Linked DNA regions of Mus musculus: region 2 is linked to region 1. Evidence: chromatin loops called from intact Hi-C (ENCODE). Cell type or tissue: heart. All regions are shown on one strand. Links, peaks and the distances in the headings refer to the core of each region. The heading gives the core; the rest is flanking DNA. Region 1 has its middle 12 kb from the start of 4932438H23Rik. Region 2 has its middle 20 kb from the start of Ifnar2.

What was found. Hi-C counts contacts between places; a loop is a spot of excess contacts. Peaks named below come from ENCODE experiments on the same cell type or tissue, not always from the same donor. Only the 100,000 strongest peaks of a DNase experiment are listed, where the experiment ranks them.
Region 2: it touches region 1 in a loop (10-fold over the local background); 40 of 42 quality-filtered maps call a loop at or near these places.

The regions. Positions count from the first base shown.
Region 1 is chr16:91,077,168-91,086,095 of GRCm38, forward strand. It overlaps a transcript of 4932438H23Rik not described here. Among named protein-coding and RNA genes, the nearest start is that of 4932438H23Rik, 12 kb to the left of the region's middle. In heart, for the core only: a CTCF peak has its summit at 4,484 (motif pointing right); no DNase peak of the experiment used is centred there; H3K27me3 peaks cover 445 bases.
Region 2 is chr16:91,348,728-91,357,655 of GRCm38, forward strand. It overlaps the pseudogene Gm24695. Among named protein-coding and RNA genes, the nearest start is that of Ifnar2, 20 kb to the right of the region's middle. In heart, for the core only: a CTCF peak has its summit at 3,546 (motif pointing left); DNase peaks (open chromatin) are centred at 3,525, 3,645, 4,242 and 6,123; H3K27ac peaks cover 1,707 bases; H3K27me3 peaks cover 3,116 bases.

The DNA.
Region 1 (8,928 bases), core at 1,467-6,466:
CCCAGCTTGAGTTCTGATAGAAGGGAATGTGGACCCTTAACTTGTCAGTTATATTTTCTCTGATGTTTTTCTTCTCTGCATCCTCTAACGTGGGACATCATTTTCTCCCCTTGGTTCCTAGAATTATTGAACGTTTTAGACAATGTCCACCACCCTAAGGATCCCCACCCACTGCAGCCAGGGTAGACTTACTATCACAGGTCAGCTTCTCTTACTGATGAAATGACAGAACCCCACAGGACTTGCTAAGAGTCGGGTACGAATTTAAGCACTTCACGTATGCTGTTTGTGAATTTCTCTCAAATACTTGTTGTCTTAGGGTTTTTATCACTATGATGAAACACCACAACCAAAAAGCAAGTTGGGGTGAAGAATAAAAATTTTTACTGAACTCTTCTTCACCCCAGAGCCCCGACCCCTCCCATCTAGAGGTTGTTCTCGGAACACTCCTAAACTTTTCACCCCAAAACTCCTCACCCTAAAGTTCGAAAAAACTGTTCCAAGAACATTTTTGAGATAAAGGCCTCCTGGAACAACCTCAAAATGAACCGGGTACATTGCCAAATGATAGGACATGACTCCTTAGTTACGTAGATTCCTTGATAGGACATGACTCCTTAGTTACGTAGATTCCTTTGGCAGAACTCCATAGTGATGTAAACTTGTACTTTCCCTGCCCAGTTCTCCCCACTTTGAGTTTTACTATATAAGCCTGTGAAAAATTTTGGCTGGTCGTCGATTCTCCTCTACACCACTAGGTGCCACTAGGTGTATGAGTTTCGACCCCAGAGCTCTGTGCTTTCATGTTGCTGCTTTATTTCGACCCCAGAGCTCTGGTCTGTGTGCTTTCATGTTGCTACTTTATTAAATCTTGCCTTCTACATTTTATGTATGGTCTCAGTGTCTTCTTGGGTACGCGGCTGTCCCGGGACTTGAGTGTCTGAGTGAGGGTCTCCCTTCGGGGGTCTTTCAGGGGAGGAAAGGGTTTATTCAGTTTACACTTTCACATTGCTGTCCATCACTGAAGAAAGTCAGGACAGGACTCAAAGAGAGCAGGAACCTGGGGGCAGGAGCTGCTGCAGAGGCCATTAAGGGGTGTTGCTTACTGGCTTGCTCAGCTTGCTTTTTTATAGAACTCAGGACCACCAGCCCAGGGATGGCTCTGCCCACAATGGTCTGGGCCCTCCCCCTTCATTAAGATAAAGCCCTACAGCTGGATCGTATGGAGGCATTTTTCTCAATTGAAGTTCCCTCCTTTTAAGATGGCTCTAGCTTGTGTCAAGTTGATAGAAAACTAGCCATGACACCTACCATTATTATTTTTAATTTCTAGCACTGGAAACCAAAGAACTGATAGTAATTGGTTCAAATTCACGAAGCGAATCAGCTGTGTAGCCGAGGTTGGACCCAGGTTGTGCGGCCACCGTGTCCTTCCATTCTGTGAAGTTTGACAGATGGATTTTATATTTTCCAACACAGTTTTAAAGTTTGATTTTTTGTATTTTATTTTTAATCTTTTTGTAGCTAATTATGATTTAGGTATGCTTAACGAGCCATCCTAGTAGGAATATGGAAGACACTGGTTCTGAGGGTGGTTTGAACTGTACAGACCTGGCCCAAGAGGTTTCAGAAGAGAAGAGTTTCAGTTTGAAATTCTAGAGTCTGTTTTTGTGGTATTTTGGTGAAGAATATGGCTGCTTTTTGCCCTTGTCTTAAGAGTCTACCTGAGGCTAAGGTAAAGAGATTTATATTAATTGCATTGACAAAGGAAGTCTCAGAGAAGCCCAGAAGAGACTTTGTTCTATGGTTTAGTCTCACAAAGAGCATTCTGACCCAGCATAGCAAGCTTATAAAGAAAAAATACAAAATGTATTGTTCAAGTAATAATAATGGGGCACACGGAAGTAGAGCTGTGTTCAAGGAGAAGAAGAGAGTTAGGGAGCAGTGATCTCAGAGCAAGAGCCCACCCAGCTAAGCTTATTGTTTGTATTTGCAGTTGAACAAGGAAGAGTTTGGATTTTTAATCTGGAATGAACTACAATTCAGAAGAATAGAGGGCATCCCTGTGAATCCAGATCTTGAGGAACAGTAGACAACAGAAGCTTAGGCCCAGGCGAGGTGGTACACACCTTTAATCCCAGCATTCAGGAGACAACGCCAAGCAGATCTCTGAGATCAAGGCCACCCTGCAACAGAGCAAGCCCTAGGTGAAGAAAAAGCTTAAAATCCAGGCCTGGTGGTACACACCTTTAATCAGGACACGAAGCAGTGCAGATCTCTGAAGTCAAGGCCAAGTTCCAGGACAGCCAAGCTAAGGCAGTGAAGGAGTTGGAAAACAGAAAGCTAGTGACAGTGTAATAGAACAAGGGGGACATGCTCCCATCCTAGCACGCAGCAGGACTCGGCAGCTTCAGCTGCATAGCTCTGGCTTTAGATTAAATACAAAAGTCAGGACAATTGATGCTGGTTAGCTGGACCTAAGAAATTGTCGGTGATTAAGAAGAAACCACTGAGGTGAAGTCTTCTGGGAAGTGCGTTCTGAGAGCACAGAGAAACTGTGATCCAGAGATGGCCAAGGTTGTATCTCATGCTGCGGCTGGACTTGGTCATGTGTAAGAGTCACCCAGGTGGTGCTGGTTTAGAAGGCATGAAGGGGTCACGCAGAGCAGCTGAGGCTCGGCACTGTAAGAGGCTATGGAAGGCCATTGGTGAGGGTGCAGCCTCAGTTGCAGTTGACAGCCCAGGACTGAAGGGGTCATGCAAAGGAGTTGAGTCTTGGCACCATGAAGAGAGCCTATTGGTGAAGCCTAGTTTCAGTGGAAGACCCCAGCATATTGGCAATGCTAGTGTCATGGGATGATCACTAAGAACAGCAGCGACAATGGAGTGGAGTCAACCAGAGCCTAGAAGGCTACAGAGGGCAGGGCTGGAGAAGTGAAGCAGGCCCTTTGGAGGAACCCAGAAGATCATGTGTGGATCCCAGACACTGGAACAAGAAGCTGTAAAGTTGAAGTTGCCTCGGAGACCCCAAGATGTTCAAGATGCCAGAGCCTGATGAGCTGGCTACCTGCTGAGGAAAGCTGCTAACAGCGAGTGGAAACAGCCCAAGGGAAAGAAGTGTGCTGCAGTCAACACAGATGAAAAAGAAGTTGGAGATGTGAAGGCCGCTTTGACATCAGACAGGGAGAGGCAGAACTGGAGTTTGCCAGGCTGTTTTGTTTGGTCTTGATTGGTCCAGTATTTCCTCACTATGATGTTTTGGAATGGCAATGTATATCCTGAATGATGTTGGAGGTATGTGATTTGCCGTTTGATTTTGACTTTATAGGGGATTACAGTTAAGTGATTGACTCTCAGGACAGATTTGAACTTTGGACTTTTAGCATTGTTGAGACCACTATAGACTGTAGGGACTTTTGAAGTTGGACTAAATGTACTTTGCACTATGGAATGTTTAGGTATGGCCCCATAGAGTCGTGTATTTTAACAAGCCTATGGGGGTTAGGGAGTGGAATGGGTGGTATGAATATGCTTGGCCCAGGGAGTGGCACTATTAGGAGGTGTGGCCTTGTTGGAGTGGGTGTGGCCTTGTTGAAGGAAGTGTGTCATTGTGTGTGTGTGTGTGTGTGTGTGTGTATGTGTGTGTTGGGGGGTGAGCTTTGAGACCCTTCTCCTAGCCACGTGAGAGCCAGTCTTCTCCTGTTTGCTTTTGGAACAAGATGTAGAACTCTCAGCTCCTGCACCATGCCTGCCTAGACGCTGCCATGCTCCTGCCTTGATGATAACGGATTGACCCTCTGAACCTGTAAGCCAGTCCCAATTACATGTTGCCTAAGAGTTGCCTTGGCCATGGTGTCTTTTCACAGTGAAGCCCTAATGAAGACGCCCAGTTAAAGCATTCCACTGCTTTCCAAAGTCCCCAAATGCACATTTCCTCCAATAAACAGTTGGCCTGTCACGCAATACCCCAGTCCCTGGTACCAACTTCTGTCTTAGTTGGGGTTTTATTGCTGTGAAGAGACACCATGACCAAGGCAACTCTTATAAGGGACAACATTTAATTGAGGCTGGCTTACAGGTTTGGAGGTTCAGTCCATTATCATCATGGCAGGAAGCCTGGCAGTGTGCAGGCAGACATGATGCTGGAGGAGCCAAGAGTTCTACATCTTGGTCCTAAGGCAATCAAAAGGAGACTGGCTTCTCTGCCTAGCTTAGGTTTTAAAAAATTCTCATAGGAGATTAGTCCAGTTACAATTTCTTAGGTTCATTGAGATGAAAGCTTTGAAGTAGAAAGAAGATATGCCTTTCCTAGAAAAGCCCAAATGTAATTCAGAGAGAGAGAGCGCGAGAGAGAGAGCAAGCGAGAGAGAGAGAGAGAGAGAGAGAGAGAGAGAGAGAGAGAGAGAGAGAGAGAGAGAGAGAGAGAGAGATATCAGCCTCGAGAATAGAAGTAGTCGAAGTGCTGCTTTCTCCCACTAGATGGCAGTATTTCTCTGCGAACCAAACCTGCCCGTGCAGGCTCCCTGGCAAAATGGCAGGCAGGCTCTCTAGAAAGAGATGCAGGGCACCTGACAGATGCTTCCACCCAAGAAGCCAAATGAGAAACTGTGTTGGTCCCCGAGCCTCGTGACTGAGATACAACTAGGGAAGCTGAGAGTGGCCATAAGTAGAGGATAAAATTTTAAACGAGAGTAACTCAGTGAACGTTCCTGGGAGCAGGTGCCCTTCGGAGGGAAGGTGCCTTCTAACTTCCTAAGAAGGAAAGAAAGTGGTGCTTTCATTCCTTCTTTCTTCATGCATTCACCTTGAACAGTCTGGAATGTGATGGACATGCATCGTTGTTGCAGGTTTGAGAGAGATTTAGTGAGGACTCACTGTTCACCTCTCAGTGGTCTTACTGCCATCTAGCCTCTCCTTTAAACACACAAATGGAGGAGAGGAAGAATCGAGTTTTGCACAGCATCCCTTTGGCAAGGCCACCTTCATCACTCAGAATCTATGGAGACAGCACTACTTTCCGAAGAGTGCTGGGATCTTGCTGTGTATGTGTGTGTATACATATACATATACACACATACATACATAGGTGGTCTCACTGTGTGACACTGGCTGTCACCATATAGACCACCAGGCTGGCCTGAAACCTAGAGATCTGCCCACCTCTGCTTCCAAGTGTTGGAACTACAGGCGCCTGCCACCACAGCCAGCCAATGTATAATCATCCTATCACAACAAAAATGGCATTTAGAAGTGAAAATGTTAGGCTGGGCGTGTTGGCAAACACCTTTAACCCCAGCATTCGGGAGGCAGAAGCAGGCAGATTTCTGAGTTCGAGGCCAGCCTGGTCTACAAAGTGAGTTCCAGGACAGCCAGGGCTACACAGAGAAACCCTGTCTCAAAAAACCAAAAAAAAAAGTGAAACTGTTTCATGTGGTTGTTAGTTTTCTGAATTAATCCATAACATTGTTGTCTGTTTCATTATTTTCATTTATTACTCTGATAATCTACGGTTATTGGAAAAGTATGAAAAATATAACTTCCAATTCCATGTCCCAGATACAACTACTAACTAACATTTTAGCACTATTTTTTTCTCAGTATGAAAAATTAGTCATAATTATTAGTTAGTTATCAGGAACATTTCTGCTTCATCAATAACTGTATTCAAATCAGTAAGCCCTGGAGTGAAACTGCCTGGTTTGATTTCTGTCTCTAACATTGAACTTGGTTTTGTTTTTTTTTGTTTTTTTGTTTTTTTGTTTTTTTTTTTTTGGAGACAGGGTTTCTCTGTATCTCGAACTTGGTTCTTTTGCTTGCTTTATATCACAAAGTCTGCCTGTGTAGCCCAGGCTGGCTTCAAATTCCTGATCCTCCTGCCTCAGCTGCCCAAGAGCATGCTTCTTTTATCTGTACAGCAGAAGTACAGTAATAAACCCCTACCTCATAGCCATAGGGAGCTCACATCTCCTATGTGTCTGCTACAATGCCAAGCACATAGGAAATGCCTTGGAGGTGTGGCTCCATGATAAAACCCTGTTTAGCATTCACAAGACCTGAGGTTCGAGATCCCCAGCACCACAGAGAGAAAAAAAAAAAAGCCCCACAGATATTAGTTTTTCTGTTGTCATCCTATCAATCAAACACTTCCCCCTACTATGAACTCATTTGTTCTCACAGAATTTGGAAAATATGAAGAAATAAAGCCAAGAGAACATGGGGGCTGGAGAGATGCCTCTGTGGATGAATTGGTTACTGTGTAGGAAGGAGGACTTGAATTCAGACTCCCAGCACCCACCTAAAAGCTGGCATAACAGCCGGAGCCAGTACTGAGGGGCAGAGGCGGGAGGGCCCTGCTGGGTCTCAAGTCAGCACACTGCTTTGGGTTCAGTGAAAAGACCTCTTTCAAAAGATGATGTGGAGATGCAAATAAGGGAAGACGTTCTGACATCAACCTCTGGCCAGAACAAGGGAGTGTGTTAAATAATAATCTAAGAAGTCAGTCTGGGCACAGTGCTGCATGCCTACAAACCCAGCCCCTTGACAGGCAGAGGCGGGGGGGGGGGGCATGAGCTTGAGGTCCATGTGTACGATGTAGTGAGTCCTCATCTCAGAAACTACACAGCAGTAAACAACATCCAAACACAACCACGTGCAATGTCACTACCGAAGAGGACGTCACAACCCAGAAATGGTCTGATTTGGGAGTAATGCTTTTTAAAAATTGAACTATGTGGGGTCGTGCGACATAGCTTTTTAAAAAGGATTGGTTACACACACACACACACACACACACACACACACACACACAAACATACTGTTGTTGTCTTCAGACATACCAGAAGAGGGCATCAGATCCCATTACAGATGGTTGTGAGCCACCATGTGGTTGCTGAGAATTGAACTTAGGACCTCTGGAAGAGCAGCCAGTGCTCTTAACCTCTGAACCATCTCTCTAGCCCATCGCTATATGTTAAAACGTGATTTTTATCAACCAAAAGATAATTAATTGCATGAATATTTTGTAATTTTTTTCCTCACCAGATTTTTAACAGAAAATGACATTTGGGGTCCTCAGGAGGGTCCCCATCAATTCACATAAATAAGAGGACTTTGTAATTGGGACGGATGGGTACAGAAGGTGAAGCTAATAATTAAGAAGTTAAATAAACAAGGATGGGTGGTCAGGAGCACGAAGACTGTGGGGGAAATGATGGCCGTGTTCTAGGAGAGGCTATGGTGTGGGCAGTTCCAGGCACATCCCTCTGAAAAGCCATTTCCACTCCAGCTCTGTGAGAGCTGCAGTTACTCAGAAGGAACGAGAAGTCCCTCCGTCTGCTGCATGCTTGTGGTCGCTTCGAATTTTCCCATTTCCTCTCTGTGCCTTAGCTGTACCAGTTAGGAAATCCTAGAGAAGCAACTGGTTTTAGTTCACAGCAAGGAGGGGCCACTGCCCCAGGAGATGGATCTGGGGTCTGGTGCTCCCCAGTACCCACCAGGCAAACCCCAGCAGTCCCAGTCCTGAACCTAAGCCTCAGGGACAAAAACTGAAGGCCAAAGGGCTTGGCACTAACTCCTGGAGGGCCCTGGGGATGCGGTTAGACTTGGTTTAAGAGTGAGTGAGTAGCTACGTCCCATCCCTGTCCCCATGATTTTGCGGTTGAGCCATAACTGCAGGCAGCCAGAGCTTATGTAAGAGAAAAGGCTTGACTGGCTAACAGAAGGACAGGTAGTCAGACAGGAAGGTATTTAGGCACGTGCATACCCGATCAAAGATCTGTCAGGAGTAGGGGAGATGGGTCTAGCAGCGAGGCAAATTATCACCTCGTTTACCTATTGCATGTTCTTCAGCGCCTTCACAGCTCTAGAGCTGGACCGGAAAGCCAAGTCCCCTCTTGGCAGATGGGTAGAAAGGGCTCCATGCCAAATGATCTGAGCGAACCTGGCAGAGCCCGATGCTGGCAAGAGAGATTGCCCTTCGGGCTCTGATTTCTCCCTAGAGGGCTCGGGGGCGCTCTCGTGTTTGAGCTTTGTTGCCAGTGTGGCATTATGCCCCAATGAAATCAATATGGCTGCAATTACACACAGGCGCTCCCACCTTTCCCTCCCACCCCCCACAGAGCCCCAGCAACCAGCCCCACACGCCCACCCTGCAGACTGCAGAGTGGCATGCCCATGCTCAGCCCAGCTTCCTCTTGACAGGCTGTTGTTATTTTCTATGTGATACGATGGTGCTTGAAGTATGAGGAAAGATGTTTGGATTGTAAACAATCAGTTGCTTCCAAGTGCGCCACATGTTTCTTAGCGTCTCACTGCTCCTGGTAGGCTTCGGGGCTGGCCTCTCCTGTCTCCGCACATGCTCTCCTGGCGGTAGCTGGAAATGTATGAGTCTGCTTTAAAGCTGTCCTCGTATCCTCGTCCTGGTGCAAACATGTCGAAATCCTTCCCTGTCCTGTTTACCTGTTTACTGGAAGCTAATCACGCTCGAACAGGGTGATGTGCACACTGTAGCTTGCTCTGCTAATGAAGCAACTAGCGGAACCAACTGGCCTCGACGTGCCTCAGAATCAGACTGAGAAACGGCAGGGCTCTTGTGCTGCAGAGGATTTGAGAAATACCAGAGAGAGAGAGAGAGAGAGAGAGAGAGAGGGAGAGAGAGAGAGAGAGCGAGAGAGAGAGCGCAAAACTCGGGGCGTGGGGAAGGGGGCAAGGGGAAATAAGATTTAAAACCGGGACTGTAAACATATTCCAAATTCCTTCACTGTTGTTTCCTCTTTGTAAGATGCGGAGAGCGCATCTCATCGCACAGAGATAAGTAAGGATTCAAAGGCATCTTTTGGAAACCTGAGCTTGGAGGTGGAGGGCTGCCTGCAACTCATGCAGAGGATTTGGGTTTGGTTCCTAGAATCCTCATGCCAGCTCACAACTGCT
Region 2 (8,928 bases), core at 1,401-6,400, 270 kb after region 1:
AAGAGTGCTAATGTAGGCCTCAAAGTTCACACGTGTTGGAGACAAAAGTTCCAAACGTGTGCTGAGATCAGTCACAGCTGAAAGAGAAATGCTAACCCCACCCAGGCTTAAGTCTCTAGGAAGGGTGTTTTAAAGTCACGCGCGCGCGCGCACACACACACACACACACACACACACACACACGCACGCATGCACGCACGCACGCACGCACGCACGCACGCACGCACGCACACACACACACACACAAATGTGCATTTCTGCTGATGAAGCTTCCAAGGAATCCCGGTTGATTCCCTGGCATGATTAAAAACTGCTTGAGACAAATTTTCAATTCTGTTTCCTGCGCTCCCCGAAGTTCTTTGTGAGGGGCTTTGGCGTCAAGGCCAGGTCCTTTCGAAAGCTCTGTTCTCTTCCTCTCCACTCTGGTTCCCCCTCCCTCATGATAATTTTAAAACCCAAACCAACCTCCCTCCCCCCCCCACCCAAAAAAAAAAGTGGTCTGTTTTTAAAGATGTATAAGAAAAAGAAAAGCTGTAAGGTGGACAGTAACCAGCCCTGTGTTTTGCAGCCTCCAACTTTTATTTTCTCTGGCTTATCTCCATGCCAAAAATCTGCAGTGGAGTGCACAGTTAGGTTTGGTTACAAGAATTGCAACCAGATTTTTTTTTAAATACAGCTGCTTAAAAAAAAAAATGGCAGGCTTCTTCTATCCCTCACATGTAAATCACACACATAATCCCCCTTGTATCTTAAAGGGGAAACTCAGTAAGCAAACAAAACATAATGTCCCCATTAGCATTCACCTTTATATTTTATGCTTAAAGAATTCACTTTCCTGCCCAGCTCTTTCAAGTTCTTCTTCACATCTCTTATGGAGATACTCAATACAGCTGCTTTGGTTTCTTGCTAGTTAGTACTTTGAAAGGAGGAATTATTAATATGATTCCTTACTAGTATCGTTGTTGAGCATTTTACCTTACTGGGAAAAGTTTTCAATTAGCAATAATCGCACCTCGGATAAACCTCATTGGCTAAGGTACTGACACTGCCCAAAGCTAAGCAATTTACTTTATTATTGTCTGGGGTTTCTAAGGCAGTGCATCTGTAAGATAAATATGAATCATAACTAATGAACAAGAGCATATGTAGTCTGGGGTTTCTAAGGCAGTGCATCTGTAAGATAAATATGAATCATAACTAATGAACAAGAGCATATGTAGGACTAAGAAATGCAAGTACAACATACACTGTCATTTGTTTTATTGCCCAGATTTTCAAAATAGTCTTTAAAATGTTGACCCCACAAGTTGAGCAAACGTACTTCTATTGAACCAGAGCAGAGCAGAAAGGCAGCCCCAAAGCCTCTGTCTGAGCTTTGACTGAATTTATGTAGTGACCTAATGTGCCCTCCAAAAGTCTGTCTTGCTTTTTACAGAAAATTAGTCCCAAGAAACAAAGATAAAGTGCGTGGCTAGTTGCCTGGGAATAAAGTTGTCGGTGGCCGGGATGTTTTAGGATGGATGTATTTGAAACTGTTTCATCTTGAGACTTGTTAACAGCACAGCGACTCCAGGTAAAAAGAGTGTGTTCTGTCTTGAAGCTTGCTGAGAAAGTGTATCTCAAGAAAACCCCATCCCCCCAAAAAAATTTTCACATAAAAGATAAAATGGTAACTCGTGGGGTGATGTCTTTGTGAATTGGATGGATTTGCTATGTGCACGTGCACATTGCTATACCTGCAGGATATGTAATTTTTGCCAATTATTCTTTGATAAAGAGAAAAAAATTTTTAAATAATGAAAAATAAACAGTTTCAAAACTAAAATGGGGGTGTGGTGGTTTGTGTGTGTGTTGTTTGCTTAGGGGTGTGGTAGGATGCTGTTGTTGTTGTTGTTGTTGATTAGTTTTGTGGTTTTGGCAAGATCTCTCTGTAAATCAGGCTGCCCTGGAGCTCACTGCATAGCCTAGGTTAGCATGGAAGTCAGGGTGTCCCTTTGACAAGGCGACTCGAGTGCTGGGATTACAGCTGTGAGGCACACCCCAGGCCAGAGAAGAACTGTCTGACGCTATGAACACAGTGTTGACTCGTATTTTTTTTCTGCAGAAGTTATTTTCTTACCCTAAAGAAAAAAAAATGGGTCACACTTTTGCTGCAGGGACAACAGGCTGGTGACCTCCACTGCCACCAGTGCCACAGAAGGAGGTCCCCAGATGTCAAAGAGGACACTGGATCCCTAAAGCCAGCTGAAACAGCCTCCCATTGGGGCACCTTGTTTGCAGTCACCTCTTGCTTTAGGTACCACTGGTGTTTGTAGTGTGCCATTGCGGGGGGGGGGGGGGGGGACGGCGTTTGCGGTGACCTCAGTAACATGCAGTGAGTTAAAGCCAGAGTCGCTGAGGGGAGCTAGGGCCGGAACTGGAGGCAGGGATCTGGAGCGGGAGCTGATGCAGAGGCCGTGGAGGGTGCTGCTTGCTGGCTTGCTTCCTGTCGCTTTCTTAGCCTGCTTTCCTATAGAACCCAGGACCGCCTGCATAGGGCTACAGCACCCACAATGAGCTGTGCCCTCCCACATTGATCACTAGTTAAGAAAATACCCCACAGACTCATTCATAGGTCCATGTGGCAGAGGTGTTGTCTGAGGTGCCCTCTTCCCAGTTGACTCCAGCTGGTGTCAAGCTGACCAAAACCTAACAAGTACGTCGGAGTAAATACCCCATAAAAGAGGTGGAGCTCAGATTCTGCTCATGTCTATACAGTTGTACTGTCAGTTCCTAGTGGGGTTCACTGTGTGAATAGCAGAGGTCTCAGGGCCTTAGGGCCATTTCTATCACCAGGCCTGCTACCTGGGGGCCCCTTCCAAAGCCCGTATGCTACCTTATGTGTGAGTAGTTACACAGAGATTTTAACTATTTTGACTTGACCTACACTTTAAGGACAACAATATAGTGTTTCATACCATCCATAGTGGTGACTTTTCCCTCGTTCAAATGTGTGAAAATATATAGATTACCCATTTAATCACAAATATATTAAAATTCTAATAAGTGTGGCTTGAACCTGGCTTGTAATTGAGACTTAGAGGCAAGAAGTTCAACAACTTAATTATTTTGAAATATCACCAGTGTGTCAGATGATCCACTCTGTTTCCAAGTTGTTTGGTTGGTGTGTGTGTGTGTGAGAGAGAGAGAGAGATCGACAGAGAGACAGACAGAGACAGAGAGAGAGAGAGAGAGAGAGAGAGAGAGAGAGAGAGAGAGAGAGAGAGAGAATTTAGGATCAGAATAAACTGTCACGGTAGGGAAATTTTATGTGTGCAGAAAATGTATGCACCAGGACTCCTATGTCTAGCTTTGCCTCTGCTGGGAACCTGTCGTATGACTTTGTGCAAGGGTGTTTCATTTGTGCCTTTTAATCTCTGTGTCTCGCTCCGCTCCACCATCACCTGTTGCAGACACAACAAGTCAACATCCTCCCGGCAGGTTTTCTGGCTTCCACCCTTTTCCTTGAGAAATGGCGCCACCTTCTGGCTATAGAGGTCATAACATCTGCCCATGGAAAAATCTAACATCGCAGTAGCTTTTGTCTACATGACACAAGACAACCATTGAGAAGAGGGAACCCCAACTGAGGAATTGTTTGCATCATACTGGTCTGCAGACAAGTCTATAGGAACATTTCTAAAACTTTAATCGATAACTGATATGGGAGGGTCAAGTGAGTGATAGCTGACCACCCCTGGGCTGGTGGTCCTGGGTTGTGTAAGAAAGCAGACTGAGCAAGCCAGTAAGCTCCACCATGGCTTATGCCATGTTCCTGACCCCAGCTTCATCCCTGCCTCGAGCATCTGCCTTGGGAACCCCCGATGATGGGGTGTATCCTATAAACCAAATAAACATTCCCTCACCAAGTTACTTCTGCTGGCGCTGTTAATTATGGCCACAGAACCAGTCCAAAGCTACACAAAATTGTTTTATTAAAATATTACAGCATTCCTTGGGAGTGACTTTCCACGCTTTACAATAATAGAAACCTGGCACACAGGCCCAGACTGAGTAGAGCTGACTCAAGCTTGCACACGCCTCCTGTAGATAGATGTCCCTCCTCCACAGACAGGACAGGAGCAGCCAAAACGGCCAGGGCTTTGCTCTGAAGTAAGATCTACGCACTGAAAACAGCCTTATCTTTGCCAGCCATGCTCAGCAGCCACACCCTGAGTCACTGGCTAATGCTGTATGATGTAAGGGTTTGTAACTAGGTGCCGCTGAAATGGAGGGATGACTCCTTCTGCACAGAGAACACATATAACTCCCCCTTCAATGATACCCCAAACTCATAGACCTGGTTGGTTAGGAAAGGAAGCACATGGGCTCCGTGGGGGAAATGACATCGTTTCCCGCTCATCAGTGAGGAAAGAAGGCAGCAAGCATCTCTTGTCCGTGTTGGAGGGGCTTAGGAGGTCTGTTTCACATTCATGACCACACACACTTAGGTAACCTGGGAAAGAAATGGGGGCTTCTGTTCTTTGATTCCTCCATTCCATTTTACATAATTCTGGAACGTAAATAACACACACATACACATGCACACGCACGCATGCATGCACGCACATATGAAGAAAGCATGGTGCTGGACCCAGCATGCTGCTGTAGCAACCTGCCAAGCAAGACGTGCTCACTGCTGCGATAACAGCAAGCCTCTAATGTGGGAGCCAACTACTCCCTGAGTGCACTTAAGGCCTGTTTCACAGAATGGAATCCCATGTCTGTTACTGTAATGCTGGCCAGAGGTCCAGGGCTAGAGAGGTCATAGAGTGGAGCCTAGTATTGTTATTTTACTAAATGTTCATATTGTAAGATCACCTTCTGAATATTTATGTTTATAGCCATACACTCGATAATGCTCTCCACCTTGGTCAGAGAAACTTCTTTTTGCAGCAGCAGTCAATGGAGAAATGCAGGATGGCTCCAAGTACTGAGAATAATCAACTGGGTGTTTAGCCTTAAATGAGATCCTTAGACCCACACCCCCTACACACACCAGGGTTCGGGGAACATCTCAAAAGAGAAGCTAGAAAGACCGCAAGAGCTGGAGGTGGAGGAGAAGAACTGTGAAATGCTGTCATCTAGCCCTGGCACGGCTGTCAGACTCATGAACTCGTAGCAGCTGCAGGTGCCTGTTACAGGACCTGTGTAAGAGCAAGACAGCCACAATTCCAGCACAGGTGGGTGTCATGGATACAGTTTCTATTGCAGCGATGAAACAGTGTGACCCAGGGGACTTAAGGAGGGAAGGTTTGCCTGGCTGAACTATCCCATTGAACATATGCTTTAGTGTAAACATATAGGGGGGGGGGGCTAATTTTATATCAGCTTGAGAGTAATTTTGTAGGAGGAAACCTCAACTGAGAAAAGGTCCCCACCAGATTGACCTGGAGGCAAGCCTGTGGTGCATCTTCTTGGTTGATGATAGATGTGAGTGGTTCAGGGGCAGTGCCACGCCAGACCAGTCATCCTATAACATATAAGAAAGCAGGCTGAACAAGCTACAAGGAGCAAGCCAGTAAGCAGCACCCACCATGGCCTCCACACCAGCTCCTGCCTTGTGTGAGATCCTGTCTTGACTTTGCTTAGGAATGGACTGTAATGTGGAACTGAAAGCTAAAACAAACCCTGTCTCCCCAGGTTGCTGTTCTTCATGGTTTTATTACAGCAATAGAAACCCTGAGGGGTGTGTGTGTGTGTGTGTGTGTGTGTGTGTGTGTGTGTGTCTTTATATATGTATGTATGTATATATGTGTGTGTATATATACGCGCACACATACATACATATACATATATATTCATTCTACACACATAAAACAGGGACTTCATAAATTTAGAGTGTAGACACATCAGAGACAATAGCTAAGTTATTCTGGGACAAAGCTCTCTCAGAGAGACTGCTCACAATGGGGAAGTGCTGGAGACCTTTGTAGAGACAGGAAAAGACCAGCTTGAACAAGGCTCCAGGATGACTTGACTCTTTGAGGAAGGAGAAGTTAAGATATTACATGTGAACCACAAGTCAGGTGCCAGAGGACAAAAATAATAACGTTGCATAAGCCCCGAGATGAGGCTCTGTGCATTAAGTGTTTGCCTGGCAAGTGTGAACCTTGCCTTCAATCCCCAGCTCCACACAGACCAAGAGTGGCGGGTGGCACACTGCTGCAATCCCAGCACTCAGTAGGTGAGTCAGGAGGATCCGAAGTTTAAGGCCAGTTTGGCTACATAGATACCTGCAGGCCATTCCAGGCTACATGGGACATGTCTCAAAATGATGGTGCTGGTGGCAATTATGACAACACCGTGACGATATATTGCATGGAGTGATCAATGTCTGAATTGCAAGCATTTTTATACTCACAGAGAAACGTTGCTCAAGGCTGGACAATGGCTAAATGGCAGCTAATTCCAGATCTCGGGAAGAAACTTTTCGCCATGGTTAGCCTGTTGTGCACATCATCAGAAGTGGTGTGTCAGCTCTGTGGTCTCTCAGAAGCGGAGACGGAATGAGAAGAAAGAAGGGAAGAGAGACTCCCTGGTCACACCACAGCAACCACCACGGGTAAAACAGAGGAGAAAGCAGAACCATCTACAGGGAACACGGAGAGGGCAGCAGCAAGCCCTCTTCAGAGACGGCGAAGCCGGCCCTGACCACAACGGGAAGTCCCTTCTCAGGCCCAGTAACGGTGGTATTCAGTTTGCATGGCCTGCTGAGAAGCCACCCATGTGTCTCTACACCACTGGCCATTTCTCTTCCTTCTTTCCTTCGCCTCCATCTTGCAGTGTCTAACCTGTAGAGGGCTAGGACAACAGAGCATCGATGTAGTTACTGTCGTACGTAAAATAAGGGCTAAGAAGCTGCGGCCACACACTGAGTGGTTCTGGTGTCAGGATCAAAATCTGCCAAGCACCATTCTCAGTGGGGTGCCCTCAGAAGGGGCTTCCACATTTGAGACCACAGATTCACCCTGCTACACATTTCCTTGAAAGCAGACGAGGTGTTTAACTGGATCTGCCACACCGCCTCCAGTAGAATCTGTGCGACAAGTTACACAGACTGAGGCGATTGACCTCAAAAAAGGGAGGCTTCCTGAAACCGGCTGTGGAACTCTTCTCTGGAGAAAAAAATATTGAGCCATAGTTCTCATGGCAATATCTCTGTTTTATTTTCTCTTATTCCTTCTCTTATTTACATGTTCCTGGTAGCCTAGGCTAAGATCTTAAGCGAGAATAGTGGGTAAGAAACCATCCCTAGAGATGGGGTCACTAACATTACCTTATCCCCAGGGAAACCAACACTTTACTTTCAAAATCATTTACAAAGCTATTACAATAGATAAAAACTTTCCCAACAGCCAGGCGTGATGGCACACACCTTCAATCCCAGCACTCAGGAGGCAGAGGCAGGCAGATTTCTGAGTTCGAGGCCAGCCTGGTCTACAAAGTGAGTTCCAGGACAGCCAGGGCTATACAGAGAAACCCTGTCTCGAAAAAGCAAAAACAAAAACAAAAAACCTTTCCCAACAATAAAATTTCATATGGCTACACGTGTGTCATCGGAGGTGGATTTTGGTATATGGTAAAGAAAGCCTTAATTAGAAAGAATTAAAATAGTTGATTTATAAGAAAATCGGGCACTAGATGTTAAATAATAATTGACCATGGGGCTGGAGAGTTAGTTCAGTGGTTAAGAGCACTGACTGTTAAAGATTTATTAACCTGCTCCTGGAAATATGCCACTAGCCTTGGACGACAGTCCCCACTGAATACATCCTTTTAGAATTGTTATATTTTGATGATTTATAATGATGTTACCTGTTCTGTTTGTGATTCACTGAATACATAGTTTCAAAGTTGTAATGCTTGGATAATTTTTGTGCTTTACTGTGCCAAATGATTTTTGTTGGTATCTGTGATTGTCTCACTGGATATAGTTTCTAAGAGATGTAATGTTTGGTTTTTTTAATGTATAAAACCCCCTGCTTGAGAGCTGCAGAATACACAGATTCAAACTGCCTCTGTGTTTGTTTCTGTTTGTCACCACCAAATCCTTACCCACCTAGCTTCAAGGACCCTCATTCCAGGGACCCCCCGTACCCGACTGGGGTGGTCCGTGGATTGAAAACCTCCAGCATCCTTTCAGTCCATTAAGACCTTGCATAGTCAGAGTCATCACTCTGTTTGGATGTAGCACATAGTAGGTGCGCAAGGAAAAGTGTAGTTGAGAAAGGTCTGTGAGCTCTAGCCCCACTGTCACATCCCTCACGTGGCATGACGACCTTCTCAAATTCATGTTCAGTGTGACAGCTGTGGAGTTAATGAGAGCTGCAGATCAGCAGCCGGGACGTGCCAAGGTGCTGCCTGGACAGACAGAGTCCTAGAGGCTGTGGCTGGACAGACTAACTCAAGGACAGACAGAGTCCTGGAGGCTGAGGCTGGACAGACTAACTACTGGACAGACAGTGGGGGTTGAGGCTGGCCAGACTTACTCCTGGACAGACAGCTCTGGAGGCCAAGGCTGGATAAGCTAACCCCTCATTGCTTGAGTCAGATTTCTCTTGTGTATCCAGGAAAGGGCATTCTCTGCCCTTTGTGCCATGTCTGACACAGGCTGAAAGACAGAAAGCGGCTCTGTAGAGGTTGTTGGGACAGCTGAATGACTTGAACATCTGAAATCCAGCTGTGAGCGGTTCCCTTCCATCACTATTAACTTTTTTAAAAAAGATAAATAAAAAAATGAAAGCCAGAAGGGTGTGAGAGGTTAGCCGAGCACTCGCCATGTTTTCCGTTTTCACCATAAGGCTTTGGAAAATAAACGGCTCGGTTGCCGCTGCTCCCACAAACAGCAGGAAGCTGAGGTCGGAGGAAAGCTTAGCCTTTTATGTG